2 separate regions of the Homo sapiens genome follow, and region 1 is linked to region 2. A link is a contact called in ENCODE Hi-C or POLR2A ChIA-PET data. All regions are on one chromosome and are shown on one strand. Each heading gives the region's core, a stretch centred on a gene start or an enhancer-like site at or near the end of the contact. The rest is flanking DNA. Distances are from core to core; before and after follow the strand shown.

The links. A loop is a pair of places that touch in the nucleus more often than their neighbours do. ChIA-PET counts read pairs that join two places held with the same protein, here RNA polymerase II (POLR2A). Pooled maps may share reads with other maps.
Region 1: a pooled map shows a loop between it and region 2 (5-fold over the local background). The contact joins two enhancer-like sites. A Hi-C loop is called at or near these places in 1 of 168 maps with a recorded cell type or tissue (Right ventricle myocardium inferior) and 3 of 50 pooled maps. POLR2A ChIA-PET finds 5 or more read pairs at or near these places in 2 of 52 experiments (MCF 10A and activated CD4-positive, alpha-beta T cell).

The regions. Positions count from the first base shown.
Region 1 is chr5:93,605,320-93,609,087 of GRCh38, forward strand. No RefSeq gene overlaps it. Among named protein-coding and RNA genes, the nearest start is that of MIR2277, 14 kb to the right of the region's middle. RefSeq lists a silencer at 2,504-2,798. Within about 2 kb of position 2,217, at least 4 of the 41 ENCODE cell types and tissues checked have a DNase peak (open chromatin) inside an H3K27ac peak, as active enhancers do.
Region 2 is chr5:93,091,252-93,094,826 of GRCh38, forward strand. No RefSeq gene overlaps it. Among named protein-coding and RNA genes, the nearest start is that of LINC02058, 150 kb to the left of the region's middle. Within about 2 kb of position 1,265, at least 2 of the 41 ENCODE cell types and tissues checked have a DNase peak (open chromatin) inside an H3K27ac peak, as active enhancers do.

The DNA.
Region 1 (3,768 bases), core at 967-3,466, 520 kb after region 2:
GCCATATAGAGGAGAAAACCTTCTTTTAAAAAAGATTTAAACCCACAGTACCACTTGTTTGTTGTTGTTGTTGTTATCATGATTATGATGGTTATTATGTCGTCCCCTCCTTTTTGCACTTGATCTGATGAGAGAACTTTTTTTAAGAGTGTGAAATGAAGGACACAAAGACATATATCAATGAAAAGAAGAAAGTGGCCCTTTTAATGAGAACTAAAGAAAACCCAAATGTAGATGAAGTGTACCGTAAAAGCTGCTTCAAAGTCCATCTTAATTCCCTTGGGCTCAGTCATCACGAACGCGTGATAATTGGGAGTTCTGCACGGAGGTAAGGCCGCCATAGGGTGGGGAGTCCCGCAGATGCACCTCCCTGCCCTGTAATCCCAAATACATTTCAACCAAGAACTTGGAGATATTACAGAACCCAGATTTGGCTACTCCACCTTCAAACGCTACCTGCCCATTAAAGACATTTTGTTTTCTTCCAGAGCAACTGTGCTCACTAGGGGAGCATCATCCTCTGTCCCACCCCACCTCACCCCCCAGCAGGCTGATATAGGCTGGACAATATTGTAAGGTTTTGATCATTATTTTGTGATCAACTCTGTTTAATTTTCTATTTATTTTCGGACCTGAGCCTTTCTGGATCACAAAAGTCCCCACAAGTAACACAGCAATAAATCTGAACAAAAATAAGACAGATTTCCTTATCGATGTGTAATAAAGTTAAAGGACATTGTTTTGTCAGACAAGCGCTAAGTAGAAAATAAATCTCAGGGTCTGGGGAAACAAAACGGAGCGCTGCTGGCATGTGTGTAAATTTACTTTTAAAAGCAATAAATCAATGTTAAATTAAACAGCTGGGTACCCTGTCTAGGAGAAGGTTCCGTGTTTAAGAAGACCTTGATGGGAGAAATGTACTATTTAACAAGACACACACACACACACACACACACACACACACACACAAAGTTAAATTTTTATTGGCATCCGGAGGCAAGACTGCCCTGGGAACTTTTCTTCTGAACTTCAGAGAGGGAGAGGGAAATAAGAGAGAGCATGAATTGTGTCTACTGTCCATCCTCAGATCTTTACACATATTTTCAGGCATAAGGAGAAAAGGAGGTTTTGTAGAAATGTATTAGATGTGTTCTAAATTGTGGGTTAAACTATGAAGTCTCTCTTTATTGGCTTAGGTTTGTTGGGTGGGTTGTGATTTTTCTGAGATTTTTTTTTCCTGTAAGTTCTATGACCTGTGAGTGTGTTAAGCATACTCTTATCTCATGCTTCCTTTATTCTTAATGTGGTTGTTTTGCACAGCAAATAGCACAGTAGAAAAATCAAGAGGACTGTTATTTCATATCTATTGTGCTTGTGTTCATTAAGTAGCAAACCTGAGATTGGAGTAGCATTTGATATTCAACAGGAATATTTTAATATTTCATTTTCTAATTTTTTTGTTTTTGTTTTTGTTGTTATTTTACAAAACTTCACTTCACTGGGAAAAAAATTGTGTGTGGGACATGGAGATGAGGAGAGAACAATAGAAAAGCCTAGCTCTGGCTCTGTATTCTAAGAACAATGTGAATCAATGAGCTACTATAGAGGCAATATTCAATAGCAGGAAATTAAGAGTAGTTTAAGACTAGCATGTATATACACTGGATTATTTTCCAGCCTTAAAATGAAATTCCAGAAAGACTCTTTAGAAAGCACACATATTATTGAGATGAACTCTCTCAGTCTTTTGAATTCAGATGGACTGGTTTAAAAGAAAAATATGCGGTACCTGCCTCTACAGAAACCAGCAGATTATTCTTTACTTTCTTCACATTGAAATCCCAGAAGCTTTATTTTGTAGTTACATTGTTAGCCCAGTTCCAAAGAATATTCATATAATTAGGTAACATTATTCAAACTTTAAAATTATTTTTAAAAAGTGTTTCAACCCCACCCCCACCCCCTTCAAGCTACACACTAACAGGGTAGTTTTCTAGCTTTCTAGCTACCTTTGACTTTTCTTCAGCCAAAGAAAATATCAAAGACCCAGTTGCCTGGAGAAGAATAAAGTTACAGCATTTATATTTAGGAGGCAGCATTCCATTTCCATGACCATCAGTGGCTTGTTAAGTAAATATGTGTCTTATGCCACTCGGAGAGAGCTCAGATCGCCTGTCAGGAGGCGTCTGGGCAGCCTTGTAAACTCAGAGTGACTTCTCATATCGTGCTATGTTTTCCCAGCGATGCGCTTTCCTCTGCGCTGAAGCCCTGGGAATCATTTCAGCCCAAGGTGAGCCTTTCAGGCACTGCTCTTTGTCCCCATTTGGATAAGAAGGTGCAAAACTAGTTAGACACTAGGCTGATTTTGGGGAGGTGGTAGGAGGGGATGGAGAAGCGGCCTGTTCTAATTAAAGACAATAAGCAATCCTGCGAGGAGCTGTCCTTTAGCCTTGGCTGGAGGCAGAAACGGTCTGTCTCACCTCAGTTGTTAGGTTTATTTGAGCTGGTCGGTGAGGCGAAGAGCAGAAACTTGCAGGTAGCTCTGGGCTCAGGTGAGACTGGGTGGATGGTTAAATCACAGCAAGTGATCTCGAAGTCCCCCTTTACCTCCCCATCCCCTGTCCTTCTGTGCTCTGTGCTTGACTCAGGCATACTTTGATTCTAACTTTGCTTGCTAGATGGCGCTCGGTGTCTCAGGACTTTCTGTTTCAGAATTAAAGCGGCTTTTTAGCACCGTTGTTCTGAACTATTTGTGGGCATTTGATCAGTACAGTGCTGGTAATGTTATTATTGCCCTTGTTTTCGTCACACTTTTTCTCTTTTTGATTAAGGTATCGTCCAGGTGGGAGCTGCCCATCTTAATCCATATAATAATGAAATTCAGGGAAACTCTGCACCTAAATTTAGGGCACATGTGTGGTTCAATTACCTGTTCTGGTGCACTTAAAAAGGCACCTTAGTAACTTTCCTCCAAGAATGTGATTGAGGTTTTCAAGAGGACAACTCAGCAGGTCCAGATGGTGATTTACAATCGTCGAGGTTTCCCACTAGAGTCCACCACCCTCTCCCACCACTACTCCCCATTCTCACTCGAAGATGAATCAGGCTGATGTGGGGAACTTATTACTTTCATTTGTCATTATGAGATAGCATTAATTGATTGAAAAAGTATTATGATTTCTTTATAGCCCAAGTACTAAAAATTTATGTCTACAAAGAGATATATTTTAATATTAGTAATGAAAGTCACTACACAGCTTGTTTCACAAGAAGAATGATTTGTGGATTCTAATGTATATTTATTTCAATCACTAAATGATTCTTCTCAGATATTCAAAACACTTTTGGAGGGATTCCTTTGTGTTGAAGCACGAAGAGAGAAAATCAGTAGTTCTAAATTTCTGGTGGAAAAAATTAAGATAAGCCAAAAAGACCTGAATATTGTTTTGTCGAATGAAGATGTCATTTTCACAGCACCCACTGCTCTCATACCATTGTCTGTTTTTTAAAGAAAGGATTGCTGGTGAGGAAGGCAACGGTTGCAAATTAAAAATATCTCTTTATAACTTTAAACACTTTGACATGGGAGAGTTTAACTTGTTACTTGCTTTTAGGATTTGGAAACTAATTTGTATAGAAATGTTCTACCTTTGGGGGAAATTAACAACACACAGAGCTCGGTGGTTTGGAAACCTTTTGTCAAACCTTGGCTGCTTTGGTGAAGAACCCCGCAAAGACTCTCTCTAGGTGTTAGGCTGAAACTAGCAG
Region 2 (3,575 bases), core at 15-2,514:
ACCTAAAAGAATTCACAATTAGCTTTCAATATTTAAACAGTACATTAGAAATGGAATGATTATAAATATCAGAAACAAAAGCCACTTCATTACAGTATGAACATATGCTAACATACCACATACTGCTTTTGAATTTAATAATAATATAGTTTATCTTTTTTTAACTGACATAAGGGTTTTGATAATAGCTAATATAAATATATGAAATGTCAAATTTAGAAGATAGTGCTTAAACATTTGTCTCTTAGAGAGTATTGTTAAACTTAACTTTTATTAACTCTGAGAATCAAAGAGAAATATGGTGATGCTAGTGAACGTTTGAAAATCTTTTATTTTATCACTTTTAATGCATGTTTAATATTTAACATTCATCTTATTACAGTCAGGAATTGTGAAATGCTTGTGCTGTTTCTAAACAGTTTTAAAGTTCAATGCACAGTCACAATTCAGAGGGGAGATTTCACACATTTATGGAAAATAAGCCATTTTTGCAGTAAAGTTGCAAAGTGTGAAAGAATTCTTGTTTTATCTGCCTTACTTATCATGTTTATGAATTATTTTGCCTGGAAGTAAATTGACAAGTTGTCAATGAACAATAGAAAGTGCCCCAGCTAGGCTTTTCACAGGTTCAGATGCCTTTGGGCAAAAGGGCTAAATCTGTAGTTGCAATCTAGCATATGGAGCACTGAAAAAAGTGGCAACAGGGTGAGAGACATTCCCTGCAAAATGCATGCGGTTGTTGCTCTCTAACCAATCTGCTTGGACCACTGTACATTATGAATTCAGGTACCATCGTCTTGCCATACAGGAATAGGATTCCTTGCCTCCATATAATAATTTGTTTCTGTTTTATCCTAGTTTACTTTGGTCTACTTTGTCATTTTGAACTATTTTAATTCTCCAAATGATTATTATTAAATATTCATCTTTAGTAATAAAAAGCCATTTCCCTATTCTAGGTGACTGTCTATTGGAAACTTCCCACAGAATCCCATAGGAAGGAAAACAATCTCAGAGACCCTTTTTTCAGTGGGTAAGGGTAGACCTTGACTTCCGCCTTTAACCACCACATTTTAGGATTACCTGGCTATAACATTTCATGTCCTTTTCTCCCATCTCATGTTTTTCACAATGCTATTTTGAGACTATTTTATGATAACTCATACAGCTGAATAAATTACTAAACAGCTAAGTGGGCTTTCAGTAGATGGCACTCTTTGTTCTGAATCAGCCCAATATTGTTTTGCCACTTCACTGAAAGGCCAGCTGTTCTTTGAAGCTCCTGCCTTCCAGATATGCCACTCTCTAAGACACAGGGATGTGGTTTAGGGTAAAAGTTATGGCTGGGATTTCTAACCCAAGAAACAAGAAGGACACAAAAGACAGCCTCATGAATAAGAGTTCATTAGGAAAAAAAAAAAAGCTGAAGTTTGAATATGAGAAAAGCCAAGTCCGGTGTCAGTTATGGATGTGGTTAGACTCATAGAGCCAAGAGTTTTAATGTAGACTTGAAATAAGCTCAGAGAAAGTGCATGTTAGAAAGAAGTGACGTGGAAGGTGACTGGGATTTTATAGGAAAATCTAAAAGTGATGATTACTGACCTTGATGGGCCAGCCAGCTCATGGTGTATGGGAGGGTCAGGCCAGACAAAGCAGGAGTATATTTCTGCTCTCTAGTGGTTTCTTGTTTATCACACACCCCTTTTCTATCTGTCTCCACAGTCATTGATGATTCTTGCCCCTGGTTTGCACTCTTTTCCTAATCTCCAGGCATCATCTTGTGTCACTTCCACACTAAGTAGATGATCTCTTTAGTACTTGTAAGTCTCCTCCATTGGGAGCTTCTCTAGCCTTTCATCTTCATTTCATTGTAACAATGTCGTGGCCACATCCTGGACCTTGTCTCCACTTACAAAATAATTCACTCAGAGAGTGGGATCTCCTGCTCTATTCACAGTGTTATAATGTATGGATAGTGTTATAATGGGTTCCTGCTACTGTGTTGCCTCAAAACCTACTCTTCACGTTTAATATATTCCCCAACACGTCAACCCCCGCCTACTTAGGTTCCAACTCCAACTACCTGCATTAATCTCACTGTTAACGTAATAATTTTAATGACAATATTACCAAAACCTCCAATTCACTCACTCCCATAAGGCAATGTACAGTGGAAAAGAACATTCCTGGAATCAGAGAGTACTACAGGCTTTTGCCACTTTTGAAAACCTGCTATTTCAAACTTTGTTCATCTGTAAATTAGACTCAATGTCTAACAAATACCTTTTTTATTGAGAAATTGCTGCTGCTTTAATGAAATAACACAGATAATATCTCTTCAGACCAGTTTCTTCTCCATCGTCTTCCCTTACTCTTCTGCTGTAACCATCCTGAAAATTCCACATCAGGAATGAGCCCTTCTATTCATTTTTATCTACTCCTGTTCCTAGGCTTCTGAAGGCACCCAGGAAAATCTCTTAACTGTGCTAATAATTTTTGCAAATTTAGGAATTTCTACTAATTCTTTTTTTTGTGTTCATGAAGTAATTTACTTATTTATTTATTATACTTTAAGTTCTAGGGTACATGTGCACAGCCTGCAGGTTTGTTACATATGTATACATGTGCCATGTTGGTGTGCTGCACCCATTAACTCGTCATTTACATTAGGTGTATCTCCTAATGCTATCCCTCCCCTCTCCCCCACCCCACGAAAGGCACCAGTATGTGATGTTACCCTTCCTGTGTCCAAGTGTGCTCATTGTTCAATTCCCACCTATGAGTGAGAACATGCAGTGTTTGGTTTTTTGTCCTTGCAATAGTTTGCTGAGAATGATGGTTTCCAGTTTCATCCATGTCCCTACAAAGGACATTAACTCATCCTTTTTTATGGCTGCATAGTATTCCATGGTGTGTATATGCCACATTTTCTTAATCCAGTCTATCATTGACGGACATTTGGGTTGGTTCCAAGTCTTTGCTATTGTGAATAATGCCGCAATAAACATACGTGTGCATGTGTCTTTATAGCAGCATGATTTATAATCCTTTGGGTATATACCCAGTAATGGGATGGCTGAGTCAAATGGTATTTCTAGTTCTAGATCCCTGAGGAATTGCCACACTGACTTCCACAATGGTTGAACTAGTTTACAGTCCCACCAACAGTGTAAAACTGTTCCTATTTCTCCACGTCCTCTCCATACCTGTTGTTTCCTGACTTTTTAATGAACACCATTCTAACTGGTGTGAGATGGTATTTCATTGTGGTTTTGATTTGCATTTCTCTGATGGCCAGTGATGATGAGCATTTTTTCATGTGTCTGTTGGCTGCATAAATATCTTCTTTTGAGAAGTGTCTGTTCATATCCTTTGCCCACTTTTTGATGGTGTTGTTTTTTTCTTGTAAATTTGTTTGAGTTCTTTGTAGATACTGGATATTAGCCCTTTGACAGATGAGTAGATTGCAAAAATTTTCTCCCATTCTGTAGGTTGCCTGTTCACTCTGATGGTAGTTTCTTTTGCTGTGAAGAAGCTCTTTAGTTTAATTAGATCCCACTCGTCAATTTTGGCTT